Linked DNA regions of Homo sapiens: region 2 is linked to region 1. Evidence: chromatin contacts called from ENCODE Hi-C data. All regions are on one chromosome and are shown on one strand. The core of a region is the stretch at or near the end of the contact, and the rest is flanking DNA. Distances in the headings are between cores, read along the strand shown. Region 1 overlaps AGTPBP1 (ATP/GTP binding carboxypeptidase 1). Region 2 overlaps NTRK2 (neurotrophic receptor tyrosine kinase 2).

The links. A loop is a pair of places that touch in the nucleus more often than their neighbours do. Pooled maps may share reads with other maps.
Region 2: a loop to region 1 is called in a map of endothelial cell of umbilical vein, with 5 times the contacts of the local background. The contact joins two enhancer-like sites. A Hi-C loop is called at or near these places in 1 of 168 maps with a recorded cell type or tissue (endothelial cell of umbilical vein), 8 of 37 single-sample maps with no recorded cell type and 4 of 50 pooled maps.

Annotation. Positions count from the first base shown.
Region 1 is chr9:85,607,376-85,614,882 of GRCh38, reverse strand. All of the region lies in intron 17 of AGTPBP1 (ATP/GTP binding carboxypeptidase 1), which reads left to right. Among named protein-coding and RNA genes, the nearest start is that of AGTPBP1, 130 kb to the left of the region's middle. Within about 2 kb of position 4,572, at least 3 of the 41 ENCODE cell types and tissues checked have a DNase peak (open chromatin) inside an H3K27ac peak, as active enhancers do.
Region 2 is chr9:84,779,375-84,786,881 of GRCh38, reverse strand. The region is part of intron 12 of NTRK2 (neurotrophic receptor tyrosine kinase 2); the gene reads right to left. Among named protein-coding and RNA genes, the nearest start is that of NTRK2, 110 kb to the right of the region's middle. Within about 2 kb of position 4,286, at least 2 of the 41 ENCODE cell types and tissues checked have a DNase peak (open chromatin) inside an H3K27ac peak, as active enhancers do.

The sequences.
Region 1 (7,507 bases), core at 3,323-5,822:
GCCACCATAACTTGCTTATAATTCCTCACTTTTTGAATTTGAATTCAATTATTTTGACCTCTTAGACACATGTCCCCATTGGTTTGAAACACTGCAGTTCTCATAATCTATGGTCCTACATACACACTAATTATGTTTGGGGGTTTCTTGTTGATCTAGTACCACTGTGTTTCTAATTTATTTTGACTTTAAAATATAGTCTAACATCCTGTAGTTATTTTCAAATACGATATACAGACTTTTCTACCTATTTTTTCTGAATAGTTTATTCTGAATATGATTCACAATAATTTTATCAAATACCAAAAATTTCCATTGGATTAAATTTGTGGAATAGTTTGGGAGAGGCATAATATTTTATATCCAGTCTTACTACTAAGGCACGTGATGTTTTGTTTTGTTGATTCAAGTTTTTTTATGCCTTCACCTATGTTTTTTAGTTTTCTTATTGTTTTATATTTCTGTTTACCTTTGTTTCTGTTGTGAAAGAGTACTCCTATTTTCAAACATTACTTCTATTAAGAAAGCTACTGATTTTTATATATTTACTTGAAAATCAACCTTCTTGCTGAACTTTTTATTAGTTGTTACAGTTTCTGAGTTGGTACTTTGGATTTTCTTGATACCTAGAATTTCTGTGATTCATAGCTATATTGTGTGTCTTTCATTGTTTTTGAATAGAATTTTAACAATGTTTAAATTAAAGGGGTACACTGGGCATCCTTGTATTTTATTTTAACTTCAATGGGAATGTTGCTAGTGTTTACATTAAGCATATCCTTGTTTTGAGATACATATTTTTCTATTTCTAAAAATAAAAATAAAGAATTTCTTTTTTTAAAAAATCAGATTTAAGAATTTTTTTGCATTTATCAATGAATGTAATGTGACCATATAGTCTATAACCTTTGGATGTGTTATATTATGTTAATAATATTCATGTTATTAAGCCACCCTTGGATTTTAGGAATAGGTCAGCTTGGCTGTGTGAATTGATCTTTTATGATACAGCTATTTTTGATTTGTTAAAATTTTGTTTAAAGGTTTTACATCATAAGTTAGACAAGTCAGTTTCTTTTTCGAGAACTATCTTTGTCTAGTTTTGGAAGGAGGCTGATCTTACTTTGAACACTTAAATGTAAAGGCTTTTATTTTTGCACCCTATGTTCTGGAGCAGTTTAAATAACATATGTTTTAATGAAATTTGCAAAAAATGTGCCTCTAAAACTGTCTGATTCTGTACCCTTTAATTGGGTGAGAGGGGGTGCTTTTGGACTTTTTCAGAGTTTTCTATAACTCAGTCTAGACTAGTTTTTTATTTTTTGTTGAGGGAGTCTTGATAATTTGTATTATATATTTTTATGTCAGTGACATTTAGATTTTAAAAATTCAGTAGCAGAAATTTGTGTGCTATCTGCAATATGTATATTTGCTTATTCTCTGGATTAGTTTTTTCCAATTTTTTGGTACTTAAAACTTATTTTGTTGTTTTATAATTTTAAAAAGCTGGTTTATTCATTATTTCTATTGGAATTTTTTATACTTATTAATTTCTCTCTTTACCTCTCTGCAGGCTGATTTTTTTTTCTTTTTCTAACTTCTGGTATGTTTACCTAAATTTATTTTTGTCTGTTGATCAAAGTATTTAAGTTTCAAATTTTCTCTTGATTACAACTTCTGTATTTCCCTTTCAAATTTTAATATTAAGATCTCCTTGTTATTTTTTATATTACTTGTATGTAATGTGGTATCCTTTAGATTAGAATTATTTAGGCAAGAGTTTACATTTTAGTTGGTTGTATTATTTTTGTGAAGACTTTTCTCATTCTTTCAAATTTTAATCCATTTTGTTCACTGATGTGGAATTTATGATTTGCAGTAATTTTTTGTGGCTTAATATCTGGTCAGTTTTGTGCTCATGGGCACTTGGAAAATAATATTCATTCTTTTTAGGCAACATAATGTAACATACATTGTTTAGTGAGGAGAAAAAAAAAAAACCTGTTTTTCTTCCTACTACTCACACCACTTCCCACACTTCTGTGCCCAAATGTGTGGGGATTATTTTCTCCACACATTCCAGTTCTTCTACTCTCCAGACACCAACTGGGTGTCCTTCCTACAATTCAGTTATGATACAAACTACCTGGAGTTAGTGCAGACCTCAAGGATTAAGGACTCAGTCTCCCACGACTGCCCCTCACTACAGATGCCAGTCAAAAGTAGTGGGTCCCCAGGTTACCATACTTCTCTCTGACTTGGTTACAAACAGGGGGTCCCATAACCCTCCTCACTTTGATAATTTGCTATGGCAGCTCACAGGACTCAGGGAAACACTGAATTACGATTCACAGTTCATTATAAAGGATAGATTTAAGGATTCAGATGAACAGCCCGATGAACAGGTAGGTCCAGAAGGGTCCTGGGTACAGGAGCTTTTTTCCCCATGGAGTTGGAGTGCCCCACCCTTCTGGCATGTGGATGCATTCATCACTTGGAAGCTCTCTGAATCCCGTGTTTTGGAGATTTTTATGGAGGCTTCATCACATCGATATGATTATTAACTCAGTTTACATCTCCTTTCCTTTCCCTTGAGGATGGAGTTTGGGGCTGAAAGTTCCAAGCTTCTTATCATGACTTGGTCTTTTTGGTGACCAATCCCCATCAAAGAGTACACCAAGAGCTGCCTCATTAGAATAGAAGTTGTTTCTATCACCAGGAAGTTCTAAGAGATTTAGAAGCTCTTTGTCAGGGAGTGGGGTCAAAGACCAAATATTAGAACAAAAGATGTTTCTGGCACCTCCATTGCTTGGGAAATGACAAGGGTTTTAGGAGCTCTGAGCCAGGAACTGGGGGGTAGAGACCAATATATATAGAGAGAGATTTCTTATTATTTCATATTTGGCTGGGCATGGTGGCTTATGCCTGTAATCCCAGCACTTTGGGAGGCTGAGGTGGGTAGATCACAAGGTCAGGAGTTCGAGACCAGCCTGACCAACATGGTGAAACCCCATCTCTACTAAAAATACAAAAAATTAACCAGGCTTGGTGGCACACACCTGTAATCCCAGCTGCTCAGGAGGCTGAGGCAGGGGAATAGCTTGAACTCGGGAGGTGGAGGTTGCAGTGAGCTGAGACTGTGCTATTGCACTCCAGCCTGGGTGACATAGTGAGACTCTGTCCCCCAAAAATATATTGTTTCATATTTAATATTATACATCTATTCAACTTTCTATATCCTTGTTTATTTTTTGTCTTCTCTATCTACCTAAGACTTAAAAATACTTAATAGTCTTTCAATTATGTTGTGTTTCTGTCAAGCCTTCATTTAAAAACTTTTTTTTTCTATTTTAATACAATGTTACTTGGCACACAGAATTTTGTAAGTTTTCCATTTTCCTTTTGCATATCTCTTTAATAGTATAAAATTATCACATTTATCTCATTCAGCATCTTTTGCCTTGAATTCTGTTTTTATATTGGTTTGAATTTGCTTGATGTATGTTTGCTTTTTTTTTCATAAATAAGAGGTTGGATTTTGTTGTTTGATCATTTGTCTTTTAATAGAGGAGTTTAACCTGTTTAAAATTCTTACAATTGATGTGTTTGGGTTTTTATGCTTTCTATTTTTGTACTTCTTTATTGTTTTCTTTATTTTTTATTTAGTGTGACACTTATTTTAGCTGTGGAATCCAAAATGTAAAATGCAAAAAAAAAAAAAAAAAAAGAAAAGCCCCTAAACCACAAGATACAGATCACGAGGCATATTCTGCATTGGATTTTTCAGTCTTGCTCCATCTGCCTTAAGTTTAATAGAGATTCCTTCCAGATTCTGATGATAAGTTGTCTATTGTGAGTTTTCTTCTTATTTCCATGTATTTGTAAGTATTTAACTAGGAAGTTAGTAGAAGCTATGGGAGCTGTTTAGGTAGATGTAATATTTTATTAAACTTATCTTTAGATTTGTTAGGTCAGTACAACATAAAGCAAATCTTGGTTTGTCTTAACATTAACAGAATTAAAAGAAAGGGACCAATATTTTGGTAAACTAGAATTTAACATTGTAAGCAATTATAACTAGCAATAATTCATTTTAAGGGTGGGGGCTGATGACCAAAGAAAGTATGTGCAGTGGAAACTTCTTCATCTGGAGGTATTTATTTAATTGTCAGACATGATTGAAATGAGGAAGTAGTATCAGTTAGGAGAGTAGCTTATTGTCTGTAATTTTTTTTTTGATTGGGGCGTGCCGGTTGGGGTACTATTTAAGTGTTGGATTCTAGAAAATGTGCCCAATAGAGGTCTTGTTCTTTGGCAGTGTCCCCAAAAAGGAACAGGCTGGCAGTTGCTTCTCTTTCAAGTTGTCCTTTTCTTTGAGCTTTTTAAAAGTGATTCTATTGAATACTTAGTGGTTTTCACAAGTGAATGATCTTAAAATTAAGCAGTTTAAAAATATTTATGTTTCACACTGTATTTTCAATTGTAAAGAGAATACTGCCTTTGAAATACTGAATTTGAGAATGTGTGTCACTAAATAGTGCTGTGTCTGTTTCAATCCATCACCCCCTCTTACCCCCCCATTACTTGGAAGGGATTTGCTGAAATTACCACCAGATGGCAGTCTTGCATTTTAGTGACTTGGAGCTTCAGTACCAAGCTTCTCTTTCACTTTCTCTCCATCTTTGTTTCTCTCAGATTTCTGAGGATTTTCAACTGCCTTCTTACATAAATTGAACATGTTTGGAACCAGGCAATAAAGTACAATTTTGGAGTCTAGTCTGTAGCATTCTCACCGCTTTGCCCACGTTAGTTAATTCAAGTCTCCTCTGCCTCCCTAGAATGGATTAGTCCCCCTGACAAATGTTCCTCATACATTTTTGCCTTTTGGGGTGCTCTTTACAGTTTAATATTATTTAGGTGTGTGGCTTTCCTACATTTCCTTCTTCTCTTTGTAATTAGTGTTATACATTGAGGTACTTTGAGACTATCTAAATATCTTGTTCCTTCTCAAGCTTTTAATGTATTATCAGTATAGACTGGGTTTCCTATTTGACTCAATGAGTTATAATTTGTTGCTATCATTATTTATTTTGATATTCAAATTGTCCAGGATTTGGCCAGTGGGATACCATTAATGCTGGTGTGTGTGCCCTTTTGAGATATCCCTGTCATTCCTTATGGGTGCCCTTGCTTTTTGGCACAAGGCCCATCTTGCTTTTCTCTACCCCTGAATGAAATCTGCCATTTCTTCAAAGAGTGCCATTTTACTTTAGTAGTGAATGATGTTTAAAAACCAAGATCTGGCCGGGCGCGGTGGCTCACGTCTGTAATCCCAGCACTTTGGGAGGCCAAGGCAGGCGGATCACCAGGTCAGGAGTTTGAGACTAGCCTGGTCAACATGGTGAAACCCCGTCTCTACTAAAAATACAAAAATGAGCCTGGCACCTGCATGTAATCCCAGCTACCTGGGAGGCTGAGGCAGGAGAATCGCTTGAACCTGGGAGGTGGAGGTTGCAGTGAGCCAAGATCATGCCATTGCACTCCAGCCTGGGCAACAAGAGCGAAACTCCATCTCAAAAAAAAAAAAAAAAAGATCTGTACACTTGGTATACACATTGCTATTGGGTTATTACTGTTTACAAACTATCTCAATGAACAATTAGGGAGTATATTTAATACATACATAATATTTACACAGTAATTCACATTTGTAGTGGTTTCCATATTTGTAGGTACATATTTATGTATGTGTGTATATAATCACACAAACACACATACACTCCATGAGATTATACTTATACCTTAACTTTCGAGCAAATAACACAGGCTTTATTCTTGTTTTCTTTCCATATTTACAACTTTCTTCTCCAACAGAGATAATTTTGGGCCCCACTGTCCGTAATATATTAACTTGTTTGATCAATTCCAGTTTATGTAATAATCTCCCTGTTGTCTATTTGGACAGATGCCTTCCTCCACCCTATTGAGGGTCTGATATCCCAAATTATTCTTCCTTCCATCCTCCTGCGTGGGTTCCCTCCCTGTTTGTTTTTTTCATTTTGTTTGTAATTTCTAGTTTTAGTACACTGTGACCAGAGTTTGTAATATTTCTGTTTTGTGAAATTTGGTGTTGTTTTCCCTGTGATGTAATATATTATCAGTTTTTGTGAATGTATTGTGCTATTGAGAAGATATATTACTTATATCATCTTATATTATATCTTAATATATTATCATCAAATTCCAAGCAAAGAAGATATCTTTGCTTAAAATTTGCTGATAATATATTGTCATATATATTATCAATTTTTATGAATGTATCATGTGCTGTTGAGAAGAAGATAATAAAGAATATATCTTCTTCACATAAGAAGATATATTTTTCATCTGTATCAGGATGAGACATTTGACATTTAGATGTAAAAATTGCCACATTGATTATGTCATTTGGTTCTCTATATTTTGTTTTCTTGTTCAATTGTTCTATCTTATTCTGAGAGTGGTGTTTTGAAGACTATATCAATAGTATGTCCCTGTCGATTTCTGCTTATATCTTCTGTAGTTTCTGCCTTATGTAGGAGGTTGATCTTATCAGATGCATTGATATTAAGTATTATTATATTTTCATTATGAATTGTGACTTTGTCATTATAAAATTCCTCCTTTTTCTCATTAAATATTTTTTATTCTAAAATCTACTTTAAAGATTTCAACCCCAATTCTGTTGTTCCATCCTCTATATCTTTGCTCATTTTACTATTTATAAACAATTTAAAGTTTGTTATATTCTGTCTTCTAGTAATGCTGAAGGCCTGGGTCATGTGTGGTTTTATATGTGCTACTTATTGAATTTATTTATTTCTTCTTTGGTTGGGATGAAAAATCAAATTCTGAGACTGGAGGATAATGGCAGCCACCTGAATCTGAATCTGAAATCGCAGCTGTAATACTAGACGTGTTAGAAGCATGTATTTTTTTCTACGTAGAGTCATTGGGTGTAAATAACATGCAGCTTACGATAGATGCCTTCAGGTTTATTAGAGCTCCACTTTAAACTTTTCTTGTTCTCCTCATCTGTTAAATGAGGGTGTTAACATCAACTCCAACATTTTACAAATCTGTGATTTATAGTACATTAATGATTATGACCTAAAACACCTCATCTTTCTTTGTATTTGCACATAATATTAACCATGTTCTCAATAAAACTTTGGCCTTTACTTGGATATTATTAGGGGCTAGTGCCATTGGCACTCTGGCAATTTAATATTTTGATTATCTATATTTGAGGCAAAAAATTTACAGTTTTAAGCACACTTGTTTTACATACATGAAGGTTTATCCTTTCACTAATGAATAAATCTTGCTCAGATATAGGCTTTCCATACTATATCAGGTTGAATAGACTGGTTTATTGAGTCTGAGTTTACCTCATTTGATTGATTCTTGCTGGGGCAACTTACTTTGTCCAAATGGTTTTTGTTACAGTCAGAATATCCAAATATAG
Region 2 (7,507 bases), core at 3,037-5,536, 830 kb after region 1:
ATCGAGAGTGGATTTTCGACATATTTTTCAGGATCACTCATGCAAAATTCTTTGTAGTAGAGCTGCCACCTTCACTCTTACATGTCCACAGTTTCTCAAAGCAAAAAATGAGTTTGCAAGCACACACACGTGGTGGCCACTGGGAGCGGTAAGTCCATAATTCAAACATGTGCAACATAAAGCCTTCCTCTGAACCAAGATTTTTTCCCACTGAACCTATTTAAGTTTTAAGATAATACTTTTCTTTTCGTAGGGTTTTTGTTTTTCCCCCTTAAGTATTATTAGGCTAAAATAATTAAAAGATGTCTACTGAGATAAAGAAAACAACATATCCTATTTTGGAGAAAAACAGCAAAAAGGAACCAGAAGTAGAGACAGATGGATCAAAATAACAACAAGAACAAAGAGAAATGAATAATTAAAATAAATAATAATCTTGAAGATCGCTGCAAATTTGTAAGCCTAGGCTTGGATCCTGGTATTGCCACTCACCCCCTACACACAGGTGAGGCCAGGTAGGTTACTGCACCTCTTCGTATCTCAGTCTCATTGTTTAACTCATGAGGTTGTTTAGGGTATTACATGGGATAATGCATGCAAAGTGCATGGAAACATGCTTAGAAACAAGCAAGTGCTCCATAAATAATAGCAATAATTGTTGTGATGGTTATTCTAAGGAACACACATAAATTTTACCAACTTGATTAAGCTTCAGGGGACTGTGGGAATGTGAGGCTCAGATGAGATGGGATTGGCAGGGATCAGCATAAGGGACTGCAGGCTCATACAGTGGCTGAATGTGCTCTGGTTTCCTTGGTTTTATACAAAGGCATGGGCGACTTTTGGAATTCCCAGGTCATGTTGCCAAAGGATTTCTCAGTTCCTTTCACACTGAGGTTGCAATAAATTCTGGTGCACACTGCCTGGGGAGAGGCTCTGATAGCATGGCGCTTGTGTGCAAGTCACCAGCTTGGCTGGGAATGAAAGAACCTCAGTTCATCCTTTGTCCACAATGACTAGCCATCCCTGACTCTCAAAATTTATGTTTTAAGAAGAGTTAGTCCCACAACTCTTCTTAAATACCTCCCAAGAACAGTTTTCAAATGTAGTGTGAGTTATTAAAGAATGAATAAAAATCTCATAGGAAGAAATAAGGTGCAGTACACAATTAAAAATCATGCCCATAAACACTGTGTAATTAGGGACTTCTCAAACTGGAAGATTCTACAGGCCAATATTTTCGAGGCACAACTTGAAACTAATTCCTCCATAAAAGTATCTCAATAGCATGAGCCAAGAGTAATCTTTCTCTATGAACTCCCACTGCAATGCATCTGCCCTTCTTCTGGAAAATGAGTTATACGAGCTCTTGATCCACGGAAGCCACTTGACTGCAAGGGCTACTATTTATTTTGCCTTATAACCACACTTCTTTCTCCACATGTACATATAGCAGGCTCACCTCAAACATGTAATGTGAATAGTAAATACATTCATCAGATTTAGAATATAGATCCTCTGTCTTCCAACTATCATGGGTGATCAAAATAGCCAGACTGGTACAGCCTATTTCAGCAAATAGTTGGTTTTTACCTATGACGCAAGTTTTGGTTTTGAATTTACCATTCCTGTTGTTTAAGGGCCTGTGTGATGGAGGGTGGGAGGAGGAGTGAGGAACAATCCTTTAAAGGACTTCTGTGATATGATTTGCATTTTTAAATCACTGCTAACATCATCTGTTCAGAGGTCTCAGGGGAAGTACAATAAGAGGATAAAGAAGGTGCTTTCTCTAGTGAAATGCATGAACTTGAATTAAATAGAATTTATGACTCTCTGGTTTCTCTCTGTAGTTCCCAACCTCCTAGAGAAAATGAATTCTACTGTATAAATGGGTTCACCAAAAACACTTTATAAATGTTCAGTTCTCAAGGAAACTAAATTGCGAGAAGAAAAAAACACTCACTAAGGATATAAATAAACCCCCTAAGGACTTATTTTTCCCTATTGATCTAAATTAAAATGTTAATAACTCAGATGGATGGTTTTCTAGTATTTTGACTTGTACTGGCTATTAGACACTTTTGTCATCATATGTGGGCATGAATTAGTTGACCAACATTAATTTATTAAACATCTTCTGCCCTCACCCCCTCAGGAGATGTCACTAAAGGGAACAGAGTCCTTAGCTGGCACCTTGCATGTGTGTACCACTAAATAAGTATTTGTTGAGTGTGCAGCATGTGAATGAAGAGTTTTAAATAAGCACAGAGAAAATCGATGTCTGAATGGAGGTCCTCTGTCTCTCCTTTCTTCATACACGTACCCAAATGTACACAGGCACACTCATGTGTCCTCAAAGAGTGACTATCAAACTCTACCCCTGTAACATGCATAATCTAATTTCACTTCCACCACAGCACCATGAAGAAAGAGTACCATTCCCATTGTCCAGAAGATGGAAAGCCAGCAAAGAAAGGTGAGGACTGGAACTAGAGTTAACAATAACATACAGTTTCAAATAGCTGGGAGGAAGATATTGAACATTCCCACTATGAAGAAATGATAAATATTTGAGATGATGGATATGCTGATCTGATCACTATGCATTATTTGTATCACGCATCACTATGTATCTCATAAATATGCACAATTATTATTTCTCAATTTAAAAAATTTAAAGACAGGTGAGACTATTGGAGGTCATACAACTAGTAACCGGCAGTGCTAGGTTTTGAACTCAGACTCATCTGACTCCCCTCTGCCTTTCCCTCAGGCCATACAGCTTCTTTCAACCTTGCTGCCTTTGCCCACAACATTTTTGGGATTCATTTTCTAATCTTACCTTTACAGCCTGCTAATATTAGACTGAGTTATTTGAACTTGATCTAACCCAGTGGCAGTCCCACCTCCCATCACACCCCAGTCTTCCAACCTCCATCTCCTCATGCTGCCAAGTCTTCTTTCTATAGCATACACTTAATTAGGGTACTCCTCCATGCGAAGTCTTTGGGATAAATTCTGTCCATACTGTCAACTCCCTAGCCCCCTTCATGCCCTGCCCCCACAACCCAGCAGTCTCTTCTCCCAATTCTCTACCCCCGTTCTCTGCTCAAGCCAAACCAGACTCCTAGCAAATGTATGAATGCCACACATTTTCTTACACTTTCACATCTTGGGACATAAAATTTCTACCTGGAATCCATCCCTCTCTCTTCTCCATGCTCTTTCCCCAACTCTCACACTCTGCAAATCCCAAAGCCTCCTTCAATGCCCATCTCTGAGGACCATTTTCTAGGCACCTTTCAAACTCTATTTAAAGTATCCACTGACTTCACATTTTCCCTCCAAAGTGTCATTCCCTGGGAAATAGGACCATCTAACCCAATGCCTGATACAGACACATATCTGAAAGTGAATAAAATTAAGTTGAAATCCCTGACAGTAGATACTAACCCTTCAGGGATGAATCTGACTCAGGAAATGTCTGAGAATTATTCAGAGCCAAGTCAAGTAAAGAACGTGAGTGATCAAGCTGGGTAACCCTGTTTAGAGTCCAAAACCATTTCAACAAAATATACATTGCAATACAGACACAAAAATGTGATACAGATACAAAAATACATTGTGATAAAGAGCACTGTCAAGAAGGGAAAGTCAATCCCTAGACACACAAAATGTCCCTTCACAGGTCACCCTTCACAGTTCTTCTAAATAAACATCTGTGAGAGGCAATGTCATTAAGAGCATTTGTTGCATTATATTTTAGGGGTCTCTCATGCTGGGAGGTGGGACAGCGAGAGGACATTCACAGTAGGAGAACAGCCTATTTCTTATCAAAGAAACAAGTTCTGGAATATCTACTGGAAGCTTCAGTAGTTTCTCTTGATCTCTCATATGTGAGAAGTATTGTATATTACACTTCTTACATTTGGGGAAGTCAAGCCCCATTTCCCACCCACTTCAGGACATAAGCCACGGATAACATAAGATTAAGCATCGTGACTTGATGAAAGGTACTGGTTTAAGAAGAATTTCTAAAGAACTGAGTTCCCACCCAGCCATTAACATATCTCTAAGTCCTTTCAAGTTAATAGACAACTTCAGCCTGAACCGTTATACTCCAGAGTGCAATCTCTCACAAATGCTGAGGTAAAGAAACGTCACTGCCTCGGAAAATGTGGCACTTGGTGATATGACAAGTACAATGGTATTTATCAGCCATATCCACGGCTTAATGGACATGAGCCATATCTGAAAAGGGAAAGGGTGATTCAGCCCATTAAGTATGCAGAACATCAGCTTTCAATACAAGATGGCTCTTGATTATTTGTTTTTTTCATTTCCAAAGGCTCCATCCAAGTGGGAAAATTGCAGAGGCAGAAAAAATACCACAGCTTTTCTGCTAGAGCGACAGCCACAGCAAAGCTAGGTATGACGGGGCAGAGGGGAGAGCCGCAGAACGTGCCAGCAACCTCTGCTTCTTCACAGTTCCGTTTCCTATAGAGGGGATACAGCCTCATACTTCACTTTTGCTTTTCCCTTTTCCTGCTTCCTTTTAAATGGTTTTCCAAAGTTTTCTGAGAATTAGATTTCAAGTATGTTCAGATTAGAAATTTCCAAAATAAAGCTTTCTATAAAAACATGAGTCCTGGCAAGCTCACATGCCTGGCTTGGTAAGCATTCCCTATGGAACCAGAGATGGATTGTCTGGCAGTTAACGAGACAAACAACATAAAGTTGTCATTGGTGAAGCTTAAATCCCAAAACCTGCTCCTCTCACCCACTGACGTGTTTGTTTGTGGGTGTGTGTGTTTGTGTGTGTGTGTGTGTGTGTGTGTGTGTGTTTTCTTGGAGGCCATCTTATAATCCTTTAAGCAATTCTCTCTTATACAACTATTTAGTTTTAGAACACCCTCCAAGGTATTATTGAAAATTCCTCCATTAAAAAATCGTTACGAAGAGCCTTGATATAAATGACTTTACTAGCTAAGAGATTCCCAAGCTGAAAAGAAAGACGCTAGAGAAATTGCCATAATAAGGGTTTAGTTAGTTCCTTGTTGAATGTTTTGACCCTCCCAATTTGATGTTATCTTCTATTTACTGCATTTAAATGAAGTATAGACTTAAAAAACTAAAGACACTCTCTAAGCTATGTCAATTATATGCCTACATTGTTCCATCATTACACTTGATATGCTTGTTCTTGTTGTCTGTGGGCCCCCCAAATCAGTGCAAATATTTGCCACTGTTTCCACCAGGGGGCATTCATCTCATTGAAAATAGGTATTGTTTTTAACCGGCAAAGTTAAGAATGTTATACTGAAATGACTAAAATACATTATTTATTAATCTCAAAATTCACATTTTCAACGGGAAGCAAAAAAGGCTAGGTCTTTAATGGGTAATTCTTGAATTAGATGTTTGTATATATGAAAAGTTATTATATGAGTAAGAAAAAAGTATACTTATGATCTGAAAAGTATGATATACCAGAGAATGTTATGAACTCTTAAGAAGCGTCAACAAAACATATACATAAAAACACTCAGCTGTAAGTAGAAATTAATTTTAGAGGTGGTGTTCAGTTGTATGTTCTCCTAAGACATCCTAAAAGTACTAAGACTCCTACAGAGGCAGGAATTGCCCTTTTTCAAAATGCCAGTTTCTCAAAACTCCTATCACCTTTCTTCTGACTGAACCACACAGTTACTTTGTACACATAAGGTTTGGACACCGGAACATACAAACAAGGCTGGCCTTCTCTGCAAAAGTTATGAAGAGAGGAAGAAAAGACAATGGAACATACAAAGACTGCACATTTACCCTTTTGCACCCTGAACCCTGACAGTCTTTTGTATAAAAAAAATTAGTGTGATGTTATAACAAAAAAAAGACTCAAATATAGAATTCCTGACAGAATATTTATCAGAACCATACCTTTTTTCTTTTACTTCCCAAGAAAATATCACAAAGTCTGCCATACCCCTGAAATTATCACTGACCCATCCAAGCCAGAAAACTTCATAGCTCATAGCTTTCTTTTAGAGAGGAAAAAACATCCACCTATGTTTCCATGTATAACCATCTAATATACTAGCTCTTAACTGAGACCTAATCAAGTAGGAACTATGGACCAGTGAGGTCTAGCACCATTCGCTACCCCTGATGGTAGCTTTGAAGGTGTCTCTTTCTCTTTTTACACAGTACCCATGTTAGTATATGAAATGGAAGTGTACACAGAGGGAATCACAGACTCTTAAGGTAAAGTTGCGCAGAGCTGGACCTTGGTATTCCCCTAAGTTTGAACTTCTGCTCCCATCTCACTGCTTGTGCATCTGCCTACGTTGATTTAGGGACTGGCCTGACTAAAACAGAGAAGCTGAACCGGGCAAGATCCCCATCTCCACAACCTATTACAAAATATGTGGAAGTCCGGGAGGTGGATGGTTATTTCATTAGATATTTTGCTTATGTGTTCCATTAAGGCAGGGGTCAGCAAACCTTTTCTGTGAAGGGCCAGAGAGTAAACATTTTAGGTTTTCTGAGACATAAGGTCTCTGTCACAGCTACTCAACTCTGCTGCTGTACCATGAAAGCAGCCATAGATAATCCATAAATGAATGAATGGGGCTGTATTCCAATAAAACTTTATTTACAAAAACAAACAACTGGTCAGATTGAGCCTGGGGTTCATAGTATGACAACTGTTTTAAGGGGATAGCTCAGGTTTTTTTTCTTCCCTTGTACTGGTGGAACTCTAACACGTAGCTCAGACCAAATGTTCCCTAATGGCAAGAGTGTTAATAATCAAAACCAGATTTTTAAGGAAAAAAAAAACCGCAGAGTCCCATTATAATGCCTTATTTTCTAATCATAAAGGCTAGCTGCCAGAAATGCTAACCTGACCCACTAGTGGTGTGGGTTGTTAATGCTGGACGTGTTGGTGGTCCAGAGTATCTTGGTTCCCTTTTAGCATTTCTACCATTTGTTTACTCTTATCAGAAGTAAACAGGAATACAGAAGGAGGCTTCTCCAGAGAGAAAGTCCAGCATGGAATTAAGATTTCAGATCTGACACGTTGAGAAAAGTTCTTCAAACTTGCTCACTCTTTTCTGATCTAATTAAATGCCTCACCTTCTTGATCTTGAACAGTTGAGGAGAAACAATATCATCAGCACACAGCTAAGCCTTTAAACAACCCACAACTACTGTGATGTTCTTGTGTCAGTGTCAAAAAAACAAAAAAAGGTGCAGCAACCCTACGGCATGACATAGCACACCCTCCTCAGAGAATTCTGCCCCTTTTGCAGAACAAGAAAACTCTTTTGAAGCTAATTTGTCTCAGTGTGTCTAGACAAAAATTTGGGACAGACAATACAAAGCCCTCTTTTAAGATTCACTTCTATTTTTGCCTTCACCACAAAAGAAAAGATGAGGGGGTTGGAAACTGATCTCTGCAACATGGCATATGAGTTCTTTGCAATTTGGCCTTAGCCTCAACAGCAAA